Regions from separate parts of the Homo sapiens genome. Here region 2 is linked to region 1. Evidence: chromatin loops called from intact Hi-C (ENCODE). Cell type or tissue: PC-9. All regions are shown on one strand.

What was found. A loop is a pair of places that touch in the nucleus more often than their neighbours do. Peaks named below come from ENCODE experiments on the same cell type or tissue, not always from the same donor. Only the 100,000 strongest peaks of a DNase experiment are listed, where the experiment ranks them.
Region 2: a loop joins it to region 1, with 5 times the contacts of the local background. A loop is called at or near these places in 2 of 110 quality-filtered maps.

The regions. Positions count from the first base shown.
Region 1 is chrX:152,035,803-152,043,802 of GRCh38, reverse strand. No RefSeq gene overlaps it. Among named protein-coding and RNA genes, the nearest start is that of GABRE, 65 kb to the right of the region's middle. In PC-9, no CTCF peak of the experiment used is centred here; a DNase peak (open chromatin) is centred at 4,782; H3K27ac peaks cover 2,102 bases.
Region 2 is chrX:152,101,944-152,109,943 of GRCh38, reverse strand. LOC105373369 (a long non-coding RNA gene) reads right to left here and starts at 1,314. Exons shown (of 8, transcript XR_007068347.1): 1 at 1-1,314. In PC-9, no CTCF peak of the experiment used is centred here; no DNase peak of the experiment used is centred here.

The DNA.
Region 1 (8,000 bases):
AACGTCACACACTGGGGCCTGTCGGGGGGTGGGGGACTAGGGGAGGGACAGCATTAGGAGAAATACCTAATGTACATGACGGGTTGATGGGTGCAGCAAACCACCATGGCACGTGTATACCTATGTAACAAACTTGTACATTCTGCACTTGTATCCCAGAATTTAAAGTATAATTTTAAAAAATATGACAATAAAAATAATAAAAAAAAGATTGTGTGCTGGATATCATATGTGAAAAATTATAATTTGAGGCCTAGAAAGATGCTACCTTCCTACACAGAAGATTTGTTTGCTTCTGGGTTAGAGCTAAAGGAGCATTATCAATCCCAGAAGAACCTTAATCCATTCAGGTATGAAGATGATTCTATGATGATCTTAAAGCACTACAAGTCCTAGTCTAGGCATGGTTCACTCTTACTCCTAGAGAACTAATATTTGGGATTTTAGCCCAAAGCCTGAAGATTTTACCAGCGTGTCTCCTTGGCAGGCCTTGGACTCTAGTTTTTGTCTTCCTAAGCATATGGACCTGTTAAAATTTCTGCTCAGTTTGTAGCCTTTCAGTAGTCTCTTCTGGAATTGAAAAATTTCCCTAAGGAAAAAGCAACCACCAAATCTCAAATTACCTCTCTGGGTTTTCTTCTTCTTCTTCTGTATTTTTGCTACATATACTTCTTGCTTTGTTAACTCTATGATGTCTTTCATCATATTTTTAAAAAACATATTCAGATTATTTGGTTGTTCTCAGTATGAGGGATGACTTTCATGTTATAGTCTGCCATTACTGGAATCATTACTTATTCTCTTTGCTTTATGCTTTCAGCCAGAGAGTCGGTAGGAAGTATAATTAGCTGGTGGATAGACTACTCAGAATTTTATTCCTGAGGTGTATGATGTTCTGGGGGGGCCGTGATGTATCTCAACTGATTTTTATCATTGGAAATTGGAGTATAGGAAGATTTCCCAAAAAGTCTCCTGAGATCCAAACATAAGTATCCCTGTTACCTTTGGATATCAACAATCTTAGTTCCTCTTAAAAACTGATATTAATTATTTTAGACAATATAGTAACCCGTATATTGATTATCAATCAAGTGTCAAAAAATACCTGAAATGACCATGTTGCAGTCTCAGTTTTCAATTTAGTGAAACCTTTGTTGAGTGCTATGGCATAAGTCTTCCTTTGTGGGGCTCTAAGACCATTATACAATCATAGTCCAAAGATGTGAAGATGGCAAGCAAACATTTTTCAAGTGAGTGATGAGGTGTAATTTTCAAGTGAGTGATGAGGTGTAATCCTGAGAGGCTGTTCTCCATCCTCTATCTCTTGGTTTCTAGATTAGTGTGTTCTAGCCATGGGACAAATGTTACCAAATTTTAAATATTATATTTGTCCATAAAGTAAAGTTTGTTTAGCATATTGATCAAATCTCTTATAATCCTTTTTGGTTTTTCTGAGTTATGATAAAATCTCCAACTATGCTTATTGACTTTATTTCTCTTTGTATCTGTCAACTTTATATCTGTTGTTACTATGTTACTAGGTGCATAATTTTTAAATGCGATATTTTGGGGCAACATTAACCTTTTTTCATTATAAAGTGACCTTTCTCTCTAAGATTGCATTTTGCCTTAAAAATGTCTGAAATTAATACAGCTATAAAAATTGTATTTTATTAGTGTTTGCATAATCTAATTTTTTATATTCTTTTAGTTTACATATTCTTATATTTTGAATGCATCTCTTGTGAACTGCTTAAAGTTGGATTTTTTCCATTCTGGCAATTGTCTTATTTTGATTAAAACATTTAGTTCATTATAATTTATATAATCATTTCATTTAGCCTTTATTTCTTTATGCATCTCACACTTATCTGAGATAAATTATCTGAGATATTATGTGGGATAATAATTAGCCTTCAAAATAAACTATATCCATTATACACTGATAGATAATAGCTAGTTGGCTAGCTTAATAGATAGTTATTAGACTTTTTAGTGCTTGATTATTGGTGGTAATTTATAATTTTCTGTCTAAAAACTGTCATTATCTTGCCTCCATTCTTGAATGATATGTTCACTGGGTATATCATTCTAGGTTGACAGTTATTTTCCCTCAGTATATGGATGAAATCATTTCACTATTTTCTGGCTTCCATTGCTGCTATAAGCCAGCTATTAATCTACTCTTTTAAAAGTTATATGTCTTTTTATCAGGCTACTTTTAAGGTTTTCTTTCTCAGGTTTCTGTGATTTCACTATAATGTATCTAGCTGTTGTTTACTTATTCTCTTTTATCATTGGGATTTTAGAGAGAGGAGGGGCTTTCTAAAACCGTGGATTGGTGTCTTTTGTCAGTTGTGGAAATTTCTCCACTATTATCGCCTAAAATATTTCCTCCACCTAATGTGCTTTATCTTCTCCTGCTGGGATTTCAACTAGATATAGGTAAGGGCTATTTATTGTATCCATTACATCTCTTATTTTCCTCTGTATTTCCAGCTTTTCATATCTACTTGCTGCATTCTGAATAATTTCTTCTTATCTGTCTTACAATAATTATTTCTTCAGCTACGTATAATCTACTGTAAAAGCATGCATTGAGTTTTTAATTTAGAAATGCATACATAGGTATCTTTAATTTGCAGATATTTTCAAGTTTTTTCTTTTATTACTGTATATATGATAAGTACAATTATTTAATAATCTATATCTGACAACTGAGTTTTCTAAAGTTTGTGTCTTTTTCTGGTATTTGCTGTGTTTTGCTTTTGTTTTTTGTTGTTATTGATGGTGTCTGGTTTACTTGTATGCCCGATTATCTTTATTGTACTGGTAATGAAACCTAGGATCAATGTGATTCTCTTTACAGAATATTAGCTATTGTATGGGACAACCAGGGGACTCTTCTAATATGGAACCACTTTCGTTAAAGTTGAAGACTGGAGATTTCTTAGACTACCCTCACTTTACTATTACTTGAGCTTTGTGAAACGAAAATACCTTGGGCCCCCACAATCACTAAGCTAAAGGGGAAAACTTCTTAGGGCATACTTGCCTCACATTCTGTTCAAAGTCACCCCTCTGCTCACTGAGATAAATGCATATCTGATTGCCTCCTTTGGAGAGGCTAATCAGAAATTCAAAAGAATACAACAATTTGTGTCTTATCTACCTATGAGCTGGAAACCCCCTCCCCACTTATAGTTGTCCCGTCTTTCCAGACTGAACCAATGTTCATCTTACATATGTTGATTGATGTTTCATGTCTCCAAAAAATGTGTAAAACCAAACTGTGCTCTGACCACCTTGGGCACATGTAGTCAGGACCTCCTGAGGCTGTGTCATAGGCACGGGGGTCCTCAAACTTGGAAAAATGAACTTTCTAAATTAACTGAGACCTGTCTCAGATTTTCAGGTTCACATTTTGATAACCACAAAGGGAGTCTGAGAGGAGGTGCTCCTGACCTTTGAAAAATCTTCTATCTGTGCTTGGTATCAGATTGAGCTATGCTTATGGCTCAAACCAATAGGACAATTTGCTGAGACCTGGAAGCACCTCCTCCAGAGAATCTCTGATCTGCCAAAATTTGGTTGAGATCTAAAATTTATTTTGCTGTACAACTCCTTTTTTTGGAGTTGTACACACTTCCAACAAACACAAGGAAGACAAGTTTTTCCTGCTTCCATGATGATGGAAGGCAGGAAATTCCTTTATGGAGTTTGAGCTCACTTCCAACAGGGAAAAAGAGGGTTTTTTTTTTTTTTCTGCTTCTAGGGTGTTAGAGAGCGGTCTTCAGCCTGAGCCTATCCCTAGGCAAGTAACTAAATTGGAGTATGTCTTGGCTAAAGTTAAGATTAACAACCAGCTGATCTTAATTTCTCCTTACCATTAGAGTGCTCAGTAATCATATAAGTTGTGCAATTGTTTATTTTGCTTAACTGTTTTTTGCTGTTGTCATTAGTTGTTTCTGTTTTTGTTGTTGTTTCAGTCTTTTTCACATTGGGTTTGATCAGCTCTATGTGACTTGATCAAATCCCAAGGAAGTTCCAAATTATGGGGAACAAGACCTCGGAAGGAGTTAAATTCACACACACACACACACACACACACACACACACGGTGGTGTGGTGCAAGGAGAAAGACGGCCAGCAAAAAGACAAAAAAAAGAGGAAAGATTTTTTATTTTTATTACAAAGGGGCTTTATTTACATAACAAGGCCACCTTTTTCCTAGCCAGGCCAAACTGAAAAAGCAATGGCTACCCTTCTGAAATAGCAGCAATTTGTCCTAGCTGAGATATGGTAATGAGATTTAAGAAGGTATTTTTAAAAGGAACTCAATGGTCAAAAGTCAGCTTAATTAAAAGCTAACATCCAAGATGTGTGTTTGTGTGTGCCCATATGTGTGTGTTTGTATTTAAAAGGCCTTCATGTTTTTGTTTTTGTTTTTCTCCTAGGACCTTGTCTTCTTCTGAAGCAAAAGCTTTTTCTTCTCAGTTGACTGAATTCTGTTTTCTTCATTTACTTCTGCTTTCTCTTCTTTCTCTTGCACCCTCTGCTGCATGGGGACCTAAAATACTTTATAACAGCCTGGGATTCTTTAAAGAAAATGGAGAAGACTGACTCCCTTTGGGGGAGAAACCTGTTTTTCCTTATGGAACCCCAAGAATGTAAACAGACAAGTTCGTCTCAGCTCTTAAACTGCTTACTTTTGTATTGCATTACCTGTTTATAGTTATTGCAACAGAGGTTACTCTTGGGTCTTTAAGGAAGAGTATGGTTTCGATACTTAGAAATGTCTTTGTTTAAAAAAAAATTAAGTGTACTGTAAAAGCATCATGTGATCTAACCTCACAATAATTATCCCTTTGTGGAGACCCATGATTCATTGTAGGCTCTGTCCAAAGCTCAGAGATCCAGTCAAAAGATAGGTAGTCCCTATCTAAATAAAACTGGTCTCCTTATACAATCCTGTGATAGATTTCTACAATTTATGTTTGATTTGGCATCCATCTTTAATCTCCCTCTAGCACAAACAGGCTTTTTCTCTCTGTACCTTATGATATAAATTTTGCTATTTGATTTTTCACCTGAGTTGTTTGCTTTAATATGCAAATTTAAGGCTATTTAGCTGACAACTTCCTAGGGTTGTGAAACAGGTTATCAAGAATCTGAAAGTCTAAAATAGGAAAATAAAAGGTTTTTATAAAACTATAAGATGTGCTTCTACCGGCATGCCTAATATGTCTATGTATTTATGTGTTGCATACACAATGTTTCACTACTGAAAATATATAAAAGACTGCTAATTAATTGGCTTAAGAAAATAGAAACATTTGAATCAAATATTTTATCAGGAAAAAATAAAAGACTAGTCAAATGCTTTTTCAAGTTTACATAACTTAAAATCTTTATTAAATAAGCTAGCTTTAAAATTATTGGTAAAGTAATATTAGAAATGTCTTAAGAATCACCAGCACACATTTATTTGCATGTATTAATCAAGCAATTTCATATTTATTCCTGCCAAATATTATAAGGTGTCAAAATTTGGCATAGGGGTTACAAATCTACAAACCCAGCACAAGACAGAATGACCTTTGCTTGTATAATCTTTAATAAATCAGACATTGATGCTGGCTTAATAAAAATAGTTATGTCTTGAATTTAGTAAGATTACCATAACTTCTATTCTTGTGGCTTTAGGCAGTCTAGTCCACAGGCATTAAGGTTTGTTTTGGGAAAGGATTGTCATCATCTTTGTTTCAAAGCTAAACTATAAAGTAAGTTCCTCCCAAACTTAGTTTGTCCTATGCCCAGGAATGAACAAGGAAAGCTTGGAAGTTAAAAGCAAGATGGAGTCAGGTCAAATATTTTTCACTGGCTCAGTTATAATTCTGCAGTGGTGGTTCCCTAACTTTAAATAACGACCATCATAGTTTTTATAAATAATCTAGGTACATGATTAGAATAAAATAATTAGATATATATTACAGGATAAATACTTGTAGACAAACTCATCATAATTTAGAATCTAAAGTTATGTTAAATTAAGTAATAGATATATTATTATTTGCGTATTTTCCAAGAAAAATATATTTGTGAGAAAACATTCTTTCTAAAATAAAATGGTATTCTTTTTAAAAAGTGAACAATTTTTGCCTAATTCAAAAGTTTATTTAAGGGTCATTTTTCAAACAAGGTAAAAGGAGCCAGGAAATAAAAGAGATGTTAAGAAAGTTATATAAATAAAGAGGGTTTTTTCTTGTAAGAAGGCTAAAGAGAAATAATTTCATATGAGAAAGAACCTTGTATGATAAATTTAGTACTAGAATAAAATGGCTGGTTGTTAAGGACAGAGGGATGTTCAGAAAAACAATTTCAAGGATGTCATAAACGGTCTGTGTAAGTCATAAGAAAAGGATTTATTTTTAAAAAACAACAAAAATTTATATATGATCATGTTGTCTATGATTAAAGGGAAATTATAATGATCTTTCTAGAGATTAGGTTTGATGTAAAAAAACACATAAAGAATTGGTTAGAACAATGAAATTTTCTTAAGGGTTTGATTTACTCTTGATAAATTATAAGAGATTTTAATTTTTTTTATTTCAACCCAAAGTTCAACTTTTATTGCATCTCACTGGTTTCAGTGTTCTCTCCCCTTTTAAAAGGCATGAAAAAGTAACATTCCCCTTGAACTCATTTTCAGCTCAAATATATGTTTTTTTTCCTCCTTGGGTTCTGTTTTTTGTGGCCTGATGCTAACAGTAGTTTCCTAAAGAGCTAAAGGAAATATTTTATTCCAAAATAATATTCTGTGCACTGCACAGTGTCTTTTCTTTTGCCTTTTGATAACTGGCCTAACAGATTTTACATTTTATCAAAATAGTTCCTATGGCATTATTATTAAGTTTGGTTTGCTTAGGAGAAACTGATATTAAAAAAATATTTTTTAAATTAAGTTTATTACATTCTTGCATTTTCCTATATGTGCTTTGAAAGTTCTTGTGACATTGAGTTACAGGGCTTTATCTCCTGGGTCTAAAAAGAACACCAAGACCTGCTAAATCTTAAAAACTAACAGCAATTAAAGCCTCATTTTCAGTCCCAGTAGAAGATGCCAATCAAAATAAACTGCCTTCCTGAGACACAGGGCAAAAAATTAAAGCTATTTAACTCCTCAAGGGCCAGGGATGATCATGGAAGACATGAGCATGTGAGATTGTAAGTACTTATTCTGAGAGATAAAATAAGTTCAGTTTCTCTATAAATTAATCATGAATGTCAAAGGCACATTGATGCAACACCAGCATACGGGCCCCTGGGTCAGAATAACAGGGTTTTCTTGAAATATGAACTGACCTGTTAATAAAGGTTATAAAGGCTTAAGAAAGTTATATCTTATGATCAAGATGAAAATGTTATAGATTACAAAATTTTGGAAAACAAATTTAATTGGCTTCGTGCTGTTTTTTTTAGGGCTTATTGTTTGAAAAATTATGTCTCCTCTCTCAAAGAATGAAGGTTTTTGCCTTTTTTTTGAAATTCTTATCACTTTGGTTAAATGAACGACTTATTTTACAATGACCTGTGATCCTGTTTCATAATATCAAGTGTTTTAAGCCTTTCATATTTGACACACTTTCCAAATCAAATTGTAAATTATGTCTTTTTCTGACCTAATTAACCTTTAAGATATTATTAATAGATTCCTTAAACACCAAAAATGCCATTCCTTCTGAAACTATTCCAATCAACAGAAAAAGAGGGAATCCTCCCTAACTCATTTTATGAGGCCAGCATCATCCTGATACCAAAGCCTGGCAGAGACACAACCAACAAAGAGAATTTTAGACCAATATCCTTGATGAACATTGATGCAAAAATCCTCAATAAAATACTGGCAAACCAAATCCAACAGCACATCAAAAAGCTTATCCACCATAATCAAGTGGGCTTCATCCCTGGGATGCAAGGCTGGTTCAATATAAGCA
Region 2 (8,000 bases), 66 kb before region 1:
GTTGGCTGAATGCACCAGTGGCGTGCAGGACACTGTACCCTCCCTCAGAATCACCTTCCCTCTGTCAGGAAGAGTATGGCTGGCTCCCTGCATCATTCTGGGTGAGCTACCTCTCTTGACCACTCCAATGCTCCTCTGCAACCTTGCCAGTGTCTCAGGGCTGAGTGCTGTCTTCATGCCTACTGGGGGCTGGTGTTTTATCTCCTGTGGACCCTTCATAGAGGCTGGGCTATGTGAGTGGGTTGCTGACTGATGACCAACAGCCAAGATGGGCCAGGAACACCATGGACTCCAGTGGCTTCTGAGATCTTGGCACGCAAGGGGGCGGAAGTCTTGGGGCTGTGATCGCTGGCCTATGTTTCAACCATACACTGTCTAGGGTAGAGGGCTGGTCCAATGTCTGGACATGGGAAGGTTAGATGGAACCCCCGTGGAAATGGCACTCTCCATTGTTAAGCTGACATGGACTTGCGTGGTCCAATGCAGGAAGTATCATGCACTGGTCCTGTTGGGAGCATCCTCATCTCCATGTCAGTGTTTGGCCCTGGGGAGGAGGTGTCCACAGTGACACTCTCAGCTGTAGTTTCCATGAGAACTGTGACCTCAAGTGAGCACAGGTGAGGGAACTATGTGTTTCTTCATGGAGGCAGGAGGCCCAGGTGGGGCAGATTCCAAGATTTGAATTAGGGAATTCCCATGCCTGGTAATTTCATTCATTCATTGGTTCATGCATGCATTCATTCATCCGGCAAACATTTATTGAACATATGCTGAGGACACACTAACTCTACAAAACAAAAGGAAGTGGCTAGGCCCTTAATTCGTTGTGTGAGGGGTGTAGGGGAGATGGTGAGGTGGAAAGACATGTGAGCATTTTAGGAAGTGAGGGACTGGGAACTGATGGAGAGAATCTCTATTGATCTGATTTCTAGATGATGCTGTGCCCTTAGTTGAGAGTGAGAGTGGAGGAGGAAAAGTTGGTGATGACTTGATGAGGAAGAGTGTGGAGGATGAGATCTGTGTGTATTATGCAGTCAGAGAGGTGCTGTAGCCTGTCCATGTGGAGCTGTCGCATGAGCAGTAGGAAAATGGGTCTGTCTATCTGGATAGGTGCCAGGGCTGGACATTAGGTTTGGCTGCATGAGTAGAAGTATTTTGAGGCTATAGGTTAAGGTAAAATCAAGTGATTATTGTGTAGATACTGGCTTACATGCTACGTGACGTCATTCTGTCTCTTGAAAACACATTTATTTGGTAATCAAAATTACTCTAAGCTTAATGAAGGAAGGAAGTGTACAGGAGGCTGGAAAGGGAGGAAGAACACTTCCAGAAATCCAAATAGAGAGTGCTTCCTATATATGTGTGTATGCATTTGCGTATATACATATTCGTGTATATATACATATATACAAAGATATATGTATATCTTCATGTATACACGTATGTATATGTACAAATATATGTATATATTTATGTATATAAATGTACATTTGTATAAACATATACATATGTGTAAATACATTTGCGTGAATACATATAGTTGCATATATATTTGAGGTGGCTTATGTTGTATATAGATTTATATATCATATTTTCAATGTCGTATCTGTTACATCATGTTACTTTTAGTGCTCTTGGCATCTGTCGTCCAAGATTAAGTGTATAATTACTAATACCCAGACACTTATCTCCTCTAACATAGTGTGCTGTTTTTGGCAGCTGGCCTCTCTATAGTAACTAAATAAAGATGATCATGACAACCAGAGCAAGGGGAAAGAAGCAATCCCAGGTCCAAGTACCTGGGGGTCAGTACTTCATGATGTATTCTGTATCTGGTTGGTGGAAAGTGGTTTTCAAAATTTTAGATGTGCAAACCCTTATTCCAATGGAAGCCTTCCACAAAACTCCAGTCCATGAACATGGGGAAGACAGAGCAGTGTGGATGAAGTGAGGACTCTAATCCCATAGTCTTGTCCACCCAGCACCTTTTCTTCCCTCAGAGCATTGGGCCACCCTGACACCCCTGAGCACTACTGGGGCAGCTCTGTGCAAAATGCCCTTCCTCAGATATGGACTTTCTCATGCCCTACAACAGGCATCTCTCTGTGTGGATGTCATTCTCTCTACTGCACAGAATCTCAACTTTGTTGCCAGGCACTGCCAAAAACTTGTGACCTTCCAAACTCCATTCTCTGTATATGCTACAATTCCATTTCTGATTTCCCAAGCTCTTCACTGTCTCCCCGCACCCCATGCACTGACCTAAACACATATGGAACACACTATCCTCCTGCTCACTTGTGTATTCTTTATTCTCAGCATGGGACTCACTCCCCTCCCTCCAACTCACCGTTCCCCTTTGGGATTTGCATAGGCTCTTCATTCCCGTTGACCCCAATCCCTGTCTTCACCTTCATTCCTAGCCCTGCTTCAAACTCTCTAGGAAAGGGGTCCCTAGTACTGCCTTTACCTTGTCACCTATCAGCACCAAATAACATGATGGGCATTTTCACTTTTTGTGAAAGTATTCTTAGATCACATAAAAGCACCCTGAACAAGAGAGGAGAGCCTGGTACATTTTTCTTATGTATGTTGCCTCTGCTCCCCCAGTACAGCACACAATCCCCTTGACTGATATTCAGATTGCCTAATCTCAACTAAAATCTATTAAATATGTAGAGCTTAATTCCCTTTAAGGACAAAGGGTGAAGTGATGCCTACGAGTTCCTTATTTAACAGAGAAGGGTAATTTGGGTGTGGAGTTCACAGCATCCCCTCCAGTGACATTGCGTTCACACTTTAAACGAAGAGCGGCACTTCAATGTCTGGCATATGTAGGCCCACCTGGCTACTGTGCTAGGGCCTTGAGTACAAACAGGACGACAGCTGGCCAGAGCCACTGGAACTCAGAAGAGTCAAACACGTGAAAACCAACAGTTGATTTCCATTTCTCCCCTCTTAGCCTTTTGTCTATTATTGGCACACATTTTATTCCTACATATGTTATATACTTCATCATACAGTATGATTATTTTTACTTTAAATAGTCAACTATTTCTTAAAGACATGTACATAATATGGAGATTATATTTATCCATGATGTTGCAATTCCTGATGCAATTCATTCTTTTATTTAGATCCAGATTATCTGGTATCATTTTTCAGTCTGCCTGGAAGACTTCCTTTAACATTTGTTTTAAACATCCTTTAATGTTTCTTGTGGTTCCTATCTGGTGATTAATTATGTAAGGTTTTTCATTTCAGAAAAGCCTTTATTTCACCTCTGTTTTGCTAGATATTTTCACAGTATATAGATTTCTAGGTTAACAGTTTTGTTTATGTTTCACCACTTTAAAGAGGTTGCTCCACACTCATCTTGGTTTAATTGTTTTTTTATTTCTATTTTTGAATTTAACATTTTTTTTTTAAGATTTTTCATTATTTTTGTAGAGATGGAGTCCTGTTCTGTTGCCTAGGCTGGTCTTGGACTCCTGGCCTCAAATGATCTTCCTACTTTGGCTTCCTAAAAGGCTGATATAGGAACGAGCCACTGTGTCCAATTGGTTTCATTGTTTTTGACAAGAAATCTACTCTTATCCTTATTTTTGTTCCTCTGCAGCTAAACTGTCTTTTTTCTCTTGATACTGTTAAGATTTTCTCTTTATCATTGGTTTCAAGTAATTTAAATTTCATGAACCTTGGTATAGTTTTTTTTCCATATTTTTTGTTCTTGAAATTTGTTTAGCTTTTTGGATTTGTGGGTTTAGAGTTTTCATCAAAATTGAAGCTTTTTCATGCATTATTTTATCAAAAATTTTTTCTGTTCCCTCATTTTTCTGTGCTTTAGTCTGCACATATCTGTACATTAGGCCACTTGAAATTGCCCCACAACTCACTAATGCTCTATTCATTTTTTTCATTTATTTTTCTCTCTCTCTGTTTCATTCTGGAAAGTTTTACTGCTATATCTTCAAGTTCATCAATCCTTTCTTCTTACATGTCCAATCTGCCATTAATCCAAATCAGTGTATTTTTTTTCAAATCATACATTGTAGCTTCCACATTTCAAAGTTTATTTAGGTCTTTTTTAATATCTTCTACACTAATATGTTTAAAGTTTTCTCTTATTTTTTGGATATATGGAATACTCTTTTGATGTTCTTGTCTACTAACTTTATCATCTGTCTCTTTTCTAGTTCAAATTTAATTTATTTTTCTCCTTATTTTTATCCTACTTTTCTGTTTCTTTCAAGACCTGGCAATTTGGCATTGGATGTCAGACACTGTGAATTTTACCTTGTTGAGTGCTGGGCATTTTTGTGTTTCTATAAATAAATAATATTCTTGAGCTTTGCTGTGAAACTCAGCTAAATTTATTGGAAAGAGAAGGATTGTTCTGCATCTTGCCTTTGAACTTTAAGTGAGATAAAATCAATGTTTAGTCTATGGTCAATGTTGCACTTCTAAAGCAAAATTATTCTGTATACTCTAACCAATGCCCCATGAATTGTGAGATTTTCCATTCTGACTAATGGGAGCAGGAATAATTCCAAGACCTGCATAATCTTTATAGATTTATTTCTGTGAAACTCTTTCCTTTCTAGAATTTTGTCCTACAGGTACTATCCATCTTGGCATGCCTATACTCTCAGCTCCATGTTCTTAACTCAAAGAGACAATCAGGATCCCCTTCTGTGCACTGTGATCTACAATGTCTCTTTAGGCGGTAAGCTTGTGCAATCATAGGACTCAACTCACTTGTTTTTTATCTCCCAGAGAACACTGTCTTCTTTGCCTAATGTCCGATAAATTGAAAATCCGTTTCACATATTTTGCCTGGTTTTTAGTTGTTTCAGATGGGTTTATAAATTAGGTCCCTGTTCCTCCATCTTGGCCAGAATCAGGAGTCCTATACTACAAATTTAGAACCTAAATGATCTTTGCTTGACAAATGCCCTAGCATATCAACTTCCTCAAATAAAAGCCAGATTGAAAGACTATGGAACACATGTACATATCAAAGAGACATACTTACATACAACTGGGAGTATATACAGTAAACTATTAACAATGGCTTTCTGCTGCTTATGGAAATATAAGTGTTTTTATTCTCTTATTTATGCTTTCAATATTTCTAACACCTCTGAAGTGCATATGAATTAGCATTATAATAAAATATTGTAAATATTTTAAAATGTGGTTTAGATTACCAAAAATAAACACATATTCTCTAGATGGTTTGTTTGAAATATTGATCGGCCTTTTGATGAATTCTACTCAGCCTCTGGCATGCTTGCTGCTCATGTAACTGTAGAAAAACAAAAAGACTTTGAAATCCAATTAGTAAACTATGCGTAGTCATCCAACTTATCTCAGACTTTCAAATACAATTGCTCACAGGTAATAATCTATCTTGTTTTTAAAATCTTTTCTCTAGAAAACGTAATAACTTTTATTTTTAAAAGGAAAATTATATTTATATTTAAGCCATATTCCCAATGACATGATTGAATTTAATATTTATAGGAAGGATTGTATGCAGGTAATAGTGGCAGAAGGAATTGTTGTAATAACTTTCATTTTTATAGTGTTGTTTATGTCTTTTGTCAAAAGTTTGTTGTTTATATGTCTCTTGTAACAACTTACGATAATGTTTTTAAAAATATGTCTCTCAGTCATTAATGTCAGTAATTCCTAGTCACTATTGAATATGTACTTTTTAAAGTACTGACATTCATAAAAAGGATGCAATATTTTCATAACAATAATCTGTGTTTTCTTTAACGTCTTTGCAATACATCACTTCTTATGTTTATATGTTTATCTTTCACACACAAAAGACATTGCGTGAAAAGAACGGTAATTCGCCATTTCGTAACAAAAGCTAAAATTGACAAATGGGATCTAATTAAACCAAAGGGCTTCTGCACAGCAAAAAAAAAAAAAAAAAAAACTATCATGAGAGTAAACAGACGACCTACAGAATGGGAGAACAGTTTTGCAATCTATCCACCTGACAAAGGTCCACTATACAGAGTCTACAAGGAACTTAAACAAATTTACAAGAAAAAAAAACAAACTACCCCATTAAAAAGTGGGCAAAGTAGGCTGGGTGCAGTGACTCACGCCTGTAATCCCAGCACTTTGGGAGGCCGAGGCAGGTGGATCACGAGGTCAGGAGATCGAGACCATCCCGGCTAACACAGTGAAACCCCGTCTCTACTAAAAATACAAAAAAAAAAAAAAAAAAAAAATTAGCCAGGTGTGGTGGCGGGCGCCTGTAGTCCCAGCTACTCGGGAGGCCGAGGCAGGAGAATGACGTGAGCCCGGGAGGCGGAGCTTGCAGTGAGCCAAGATAATGCCACCGCACTCCAGCCTGGGTGACAGAGCGAGACTCCATCTCAAAAAAAAAAAGTGGGCAAAGTACATGAACAGACATTTCTGAAAAGAAGATATTCGTGTGGCCAACAAACGTTTAAAAAAGCTCACCATCACTGATCATTAGAGAAACGCAGATCAAAACCACACTGAGATACCATCTCACACCAGTCAGAATTGCTACTATTAAAAAGTCAAGAAACAACAGATACTGGCGAGGTTGCAGAGAAAAAGGAACACTTTTGCACTGTTGGTGGGAGTGTAAATTAGTTCAACCATTGTAGAAGACAGTAAGGTGACTCCTTGCAATCCTATTACTGGGTATATACCCAATGGAATATAAATCATTCTATTATAAAGACACACGCATACGTATGTTCATTGCAGCACTATTCACAATAGCAACGACATGGAATCAACACAAATGCCCATCAATGAGAAACTGGATAAAGAAAATATGGTACATATACACCATGGAATATTATGCAACCATAAAAAGAACGAGATCATGTCCTTTGCAGGCACATGGATGGAGCTGGAAGCCGTCATCCTCAGCAAGCTAACGCAGAAACAGAAAACCAAACACCACATGGTTTCACTTATAAGTGGGAGCTGAACGATAACATATGGACACATGGGGGAACAACACACACTGTGGCCTGTTGGGGGAAGGGGAGGGAGAGTATCAGGAAGAATAGCCAATGGATGCTGGGTTTAATGCCTAGGCGATGGGTTGATCTGTGCAGCAAACCATCATGGCACACATCTACCTATTTAATAAACCTGCACATCCTGCAAATGTACCCCGGAACTTAAAATAAATGTTTAAAAAAAAAGGTTTTTTCTCCTGTATTTTATTTTCAAACTGCTTATAGTTTTTCATTTATCTTTTAGATATATTATCTTTGTATAAAATATGAGGTTTAGTTAGAGATTCATTGTTTAACATATGGTTGTCTAATTGTTCTAATAAAATTCAATGAAAGAACCAACATTTCTCAATTGAATTTCCTTAGTTCTTTGTAAAGACTCCATGGACTATATTTGTGTGGTTCTATTTCTGGGTTCTCTATTCAGTTCCCTTGATCTATATGTCTACCCCTTACCCAATATCACACTCTATTGATTACTATAGTCTTAGTGTTAATTTTAAAGTTGGGTAGTATGAGGCCGGGCGCGGTGGCTCACGCCTGTAATCTCAACACTGTGGGAAGCTCAGGCGGGCGGATCACCTGAGGTGATCCAGCCTGGCCAACATGGGGAAAACCCACCTCTACTAAAAATACAAAAGTTAGCTTGGCATGGTGTCGGGAGCCTGTAATCCCAACTATTTCAGAGGCTGGGACACAAGAATCGCTTGAACCTGGGAGGCAGAAGTTGCGGTGAGCCCAGATCAGGCCACTGCACTCCAGCCTAGGCAACAGAGCGGCTCCATCAAAAAAAAAAAAAAAAAAAAAAGGAATAAAGAAAAAAAGGGTAGTATGATTCTTCCAGCTTTATTCTGCCTTTCCAGAATTATGTTAATGATTCTAGTTCTTTAGCCCTCCTGCAAAATGTTGTCAGGGTAGAGGGTTGTCTTTTTTTTTTTTTTTTTAAGACCGAGTCTCCCTCTGTTGCCCAGG